Linked DNA regions of Mus musculus: region 2 is linked to region 1. The links are chromatin contacts, found by Hi-C or POLR2A ChIA-PET in ENCODE. All regions are on one chromosome and are shown on one strand. Each heading gives the region's core, a stretch centred on a gene start or an enhancer-like site at or near the end of the contact. The rest is flanking DNA. Distances are from core to core; before and after follow the strand shown.

What was found. A loop is a pair of places that touch in the nucleus more often than their neighbours do. ChIA-PET counts read pairs that join two places held with the same protein, here RNA polymerase II (POLR2A).
Region 2: a map of heart shows a loop between it and region 1 (5-fold over the local background). The contact joins the promoter of Rcor1 here to the promoter of 6030440G07Rik in region 1. A Hi-C loop is called at or near these places in 7 of 37 maps with a recorded cell type or tissue (gastrocnemius, heart and left cerebral cortex). POLR2A ChIA-PET finds 5 or more read pairs at or near these places in 4 of 5 experiments (Patski and embryonic stem cell).

Annotation. Positions count from the first base shown.
Region 1 is chr12:110,992,992-110,995,691 of GRCm38, forward strand. 6030440G07Rik (RIKEN cDNA 6030440G07 gene) reads left to right here and starts at 1,407. Exons shown (of 3, transcript NR_036598.1): 1 at 1,407-1,716.
Region 2 is chr12:111,038,071-111,040,770 of GRCm38, forward strand. Rcor1 (REST corepressor 1) reads left to right here and starts at 1,297. Exons shown (of 12, transcript NM_198023.3): 1 at 1,297-1,818; 2 at 1,892-1,951. The coding sequence starts at 1,536.

The DNA of each region.
Region 1 (2,700 bases), core at 157-2,656:
ACCTCTCGCTCCAGTCAGAGCCGGCCATGTTCTCCATCTGGAATGCTGTCCTCCCAGCCTAGCTTGCTCACCAAGCACGGTAACTATGCCTCCAGGGATCTTCCCTGGGCCCCTCGGGCTCCGGCCTGTCCTTCCCCAGGTGCACGTTTATGAGGCTCCTGGGCGCCTGCAGGGCTGAGGGCTGAACACAGGAAGATGAACTGAACACAGAACAACCTAAGAAGAGGGCTTCCTAGCACCCGGGGGGCAGCAAGGAACCCCAATGACACAGCAATGCAGTACAGAAGGTGTTCACCTCTGGCTAGAGGAAATGACAAGGTTCTTGGGAAAGCTACCTCCCAGAGGCTGCAGAGCAGGAAGAAACAGTCTGGGAGGGGCTCCCCGGCTGGAAAAGGGATTTGGGCAAACTGTCATCCTTTCTGGACTTTAATCCCAGCACCGGGGAGGCAGACAGGCCTGGTTTACATAGAGAGTTCTAGGCCAGCCAGAGATACACAGTAACACCATGTCTCAAAAACAAACAAATGGGCTGAACTCCACCAGGTCTGGTGGCTCCCACCTGTAATCCCCATACTCAGGAAGCTGAAGCAGGGGAGTTTCTGTGAGTTCAAGTGCAACCTGGCTACACAGTGAAACCCTATCTCACAAAACAAAAACAGAGCTGGAGAGATGGCTCACCGGTTAAGAGCACTGACTGCTCTTCCAGAGTGTGTCACTGTGGGTGTGGGGTTTAAGACTGCCTGGAAGCCAGTATTCTGCTAGCAGCCTTCAGATGAAGATGTAGAACTCTCAGCTTCTCCTGCACCATGCCTGCCTGGATGCTGCTATGGTCCCGCTATGATGAAAATGGACTGATCCTCTGAACCTGTAAAGCCCCAATAAAATGTTGTCCTTATAAGAGTTGCCTTGGCCAGGCAGTGGTGGCGCATGCCTTTTATCCCAGCACTTGGGAGGCAGAGGCAGGCAAATTTCTGAGTTCAAGGCCAGCCTGGTCTACAAACAAAGTGAGTTCCAGGACAGCCAGGGCTATACAGAGAAACCCTGTGTTGAAAAACAAAACAAAATAAAAAAAAAAACCAAAACAAAACAAAAAAAGAGTTGCCTTGGTCATGGTGTCTGTTCACAGCAGTAAAACCCTAACTAAAGACACAGAGGTCCTGAGTTCAATTCCCAGCAACCACATGGTGGCTCACAATCATCTATAATGGGATCCGATGCCCTCTTCTGGTGTGTTTGAAGACAGCTACAGTGTAGTCACATACATAAAATATAGTACTGGTTTGGGAGGGAAAGGAGTACGGTGGGAGAAAGGTTTGCATATTAAGTGACCCCGAGAGGCAGGAGACTCCCTGGGTGTTCTGTCACTGCTGGATAAGAACCAGTCCTGCAGGGTGGCTTAGAAGCCCAGTCTCTGTAACCTCTCACGGCTCCCGGATGGTCCTGCAGTCCTGCTTCCTGCGCTTACACAGCTGCAATCATCTGGAGGCTCAATAGGTGAAAAGTCCCGAGAGGCTTCATCGGCTGATTCTGGATAATGACAGGGCTCAGCTGGCTGCTTCCTAGTCTGCTGGGGCTCTTGCCCTAAGTAGGGCCTTTGGCTCCCCTCTGCAAGGCTTCTTACCACACTAGCCTGGGCTCCCTTACAGCATGGCAGTCTGGTTGCATCAATCACATCTGTGGGTGAAGGATGAAGCATGAAGAAGACAGCTGTGTTAGGTAAGGGTCTCTCAGAAATGGCTGTGGTGATTTTCAGGCTGAGCTGGAGGAGCTGTGCAAAGGTGAATCAAGGCAGAGAGTGGAAGCCGCTACTGCCAACAGTCTCAACTGAGACGACCTGACAGGAGTGTGAGAAGGGGGCGGAGCCGTGAGAGAGGGGCAAGAGCCTTGCAAGAAGGGGCGGGGCCATGCGAGAAGGGGGCGGGGCAGGCAAGTGGGTCGGTGGGCAGTGCCCGGTATGCATGCGGGTGTGTGGGTCTTGTGGCCTGAACATTAAAGATGAACTTTTGCCAGGTGCAACACGTAATACAACATTGTATGTGGTGGGTGTGCCAGCTAGGTGCCAAGACGACATGTCCTTAGACGATAGGCAGAGACAAACATTCTGCCCTCCTGGACTGCCACATGACTATGGAAATGAAGGAAAACATCACTAAGTTGGGCTGGTTTCAGAGACCTTTACTTCTAGCACACTTGGGAGACAGAAACAAGTTCATCTCTGTGAGTTCAAGGCCAGCTTGGTCTGCAGAGAGAGTTCCAGGCCTCCGGGGCTACACAGTGAGATCCTGTCCCAAAAAAAAAAAAAAAAAAAAAAAAAAAAAGTGTGTGTGGTGGGGATGGACTGTCGTTCTTGCAGAGGACCCGCTTCAATTCCTAGAACCTAATGATGGCTTGCAACTATCTGTAAACTATCTATAGCTCAGTTCCAGGGAACCTAACACCCTTTGTTTGGCTTCTGTGGGCATCAGGCATGCACAATACATGCATGAAAGCTTATAACACACATAAAATAAAATAAATATGTACAAAAAGAAATTTTTAAAAAAAAGAAAAATTTCTGAAAATAAAAATAAATCTTCAAAAAAAAAAAAAAATACATCCTTACGAGCCAAGCTCAGGGGACGAGCCTGTAATCCAGTGCCCACATCAAGCAGCTTCCAACTGCTTTAACTCCAGCCTCGGGATTCCTACGCCTCTGGTCTC
Region 2 (2,700 bases), core at 47-2,546, 45 kb after region 1:
GAAAACGTGGAAGAGAAACCCCTGCTTATTTATGCGGGCTTTCAAACCATAAAACTCTCGTTTTCTCTCTGTAGCTATTTATATCCTGAGCGGGTGTAAAAACTGTCCCCATATGAAGCCCAGGTCTGAAGTAATATAAACGAAAAATAGCCATCTCCTGTTTTATTTATTTATTTTTAATTTAAAGCAAACGGTTTCACCTATAGTCCCCAGGTTTGGTCGCTGGCGCGGGGGGTGGGGCAGCCCACCCAGCCCCACAGGCAGCTGTCAGGCAGTGACGGGGCCCCTCGCTTGATCACTCCAGGGACAAGGACGCCCAGGGCTGGGTGTCACCGACTCCTCCGCGTTCAGGCTCTTAGCCCTGCGGGCTGGGGGAAGGGCCCGGGTCTCGGGAAGTGACCCTCCTCTTCTACCGAGCTGGGGACTCAAGCTCCTTCTTTTTCCCCCTCGCGGTGGGGCCCCTAGTCGATCTATGTCCCTCCTGCTGTCCCGGGGCCACTCGGCACCTCCCCTCACCCCGACGGCTTCGAGGCCCTCCCCGGCCGAACATCCCGACTCCTCCCTCGGCCCCTCAGGCAACGTGGGGAGCCGGTGGCCCCCAACCCAATTAGCGGGGAGCTCCATCGTCTCCAGGCACAACCGCTTTCCTTCCCTCGGGGGACACTGCCACCTGAGAGCCTCGTCCCCAGGTTCCCTTGCTCTAGTACATCTCGATCGCCCCTGGGCGACGCGGGGGCGCAATTAGTTTCTTCCAATTAGTTTCCCCTCTTTGTATAGAACCCATTCAAACTGTGCGCGTACTCCTCCGCGCGAGGGGGAAAGTAGTCCCGACCTTGCCCGCGATTTCTGTTCTCGCGTCGGGCACATTCACTTTGGGAAGCCGATGGGACGCTCGGCGGGATCCCCGGGGGAGGTGGCGCGGGGCCCACAGGGTGCGAGCGGAGGGAGCGGGGCGCTGGGGAGGGGGAGGGGGCTAACTCCTCGCTGTTGCCTCGAGAGATGGATCATGGGGCGTAAAGCGATCGCAAACCTCAAACCACGTACAGTGGGCGATACGCGTCAACCCAACCTGGCCAACGGAAGCACAGAACCTTCCCCCTCCTTCCCGTGATCCCGCCCCCGTGGCCTGACGGACGCGCACAGAGACCTACCATGCCCCTGCTTGCCGCCCGGATCCCGTGAGAGCCAATGGAAGCTCGCAGGGGCGGAGCTTGCGAGCGACGGGTTAGGCTGTGCGCGGCCCTCCTCCCCCCCAGGCTCCGCCCCTCCCCCCCGCCCGCGGCTCCCGGAGTAGTTAGAGCCAGCGAAGTGCGGGCGGCGATGAGAGCCAAAGTTGCGCTCCGTTCGGCATCGGGGGCTTGAGGCGGCTCGTTGCTCCGCCCGTCTGGGCCTCCTCTAGCCCCAACTCCCGCCAGCGGATCCCGCGCGCTCGCCCGCCCGGCCCGGCGCCCACCTGCGCCCCCTGCCCGCGGCCCGCCGCCCGCGCCTCGCGAGCCGGGGTCCCCGTCACTTTGGCCCGGCCCCGGGCCCCGCCGATGCCGGCCATGGTGGAGAAGGGCCCCGAGGTCTCAGGGAAGCGGCGAGGGAGGAACACGGCGGCCTCCGCAGCCTCGGCCGCCGCCTCGGCCGCCTCGGCCGCCGCCTCAGCCGCCGCCTCGGCCGGCACCGCCTCCGCCTCGGCCGCCGCCGCCGCCTCGGCCGCCGCCGCCCCCAATAATGGCCAGAATAAAAGTTTGGCGGCGGCGGCTCCCAACGGGAACAGCGGCAGCAACTCCTGGGAGGAAGGCAGCTCGGGCTCGTCCAGCGACGAGGAGCACGGTAGGTGGCAGCCGCCCCCGCGCCCGGCCCGTGTCCGCGCCCGCGCTGACCGCCGTGCTCTGCTTCCCCGCAGGTGGCGGTGGCATGCGGGTGGGACCCCAGTACCAAGCGGCGGTGCCCGACTTCGATCCTGGTGAGTAGCGAGTGACGGGAGCTCGGGAGACAACTTTGTTTTTTGTGCGTGTTGGCCTTCGGTCCGCGGGGGCACACGGGGCGCGAGGGCAGGCGGCGCGGCACGCTCGCACACGAGTGTGCTGCAGATTCGGGTGCGGGGAGGCCATGGGCTCCGGTGGGGACAGCACTGGGCCCGCAGTGTCCCCCGGCTCTGAGAAAGCCACACCTGGCCGGGGTGGAGTGGGATGTCTCTGCCTCCAGGTGTGGTGTACCGGAGCTAGGACGGGATCCCGGGTGGCAGTGCTGGAGAGTTGGCGTCCTGGGGCGCTCGGACCCAGGGCTCCGCAGAGACTTCTTACTTCAAACTGGCTCCTAGCGTTACCCTGCCAACCCTACGCTCTTATTGCCTCTTGACTCTCATCCCGTCTTGTCCCGTCCGGTCCCATCCTGTCCCATCCCATCCCATCCCATCCCATCCCATCCCATCCCATCCCGAGGGCTGGTGGAGTAAAGATCTTCCTGTCCCTCCACCCCAATCAGGTAATAAAAGAAGTGTGCTTTCCAGAGAGCATCTGTCTAGATAAGAGAGCCCGACTTGTGGCTGTTATTTTAAGATCTGTTTGTAAATGTGTGTTTCCTTTATTTCTTTTTTCTTTTGGGGGGGATGGGGTGGGGAGGAAGAGGTTGTGAAAGAATAGAACCATCAAAAGGTTTAGCTAACCGGCCATTTCCATCTACTAGAAATCCTTGTCCCCTAAGAAGGGGCAT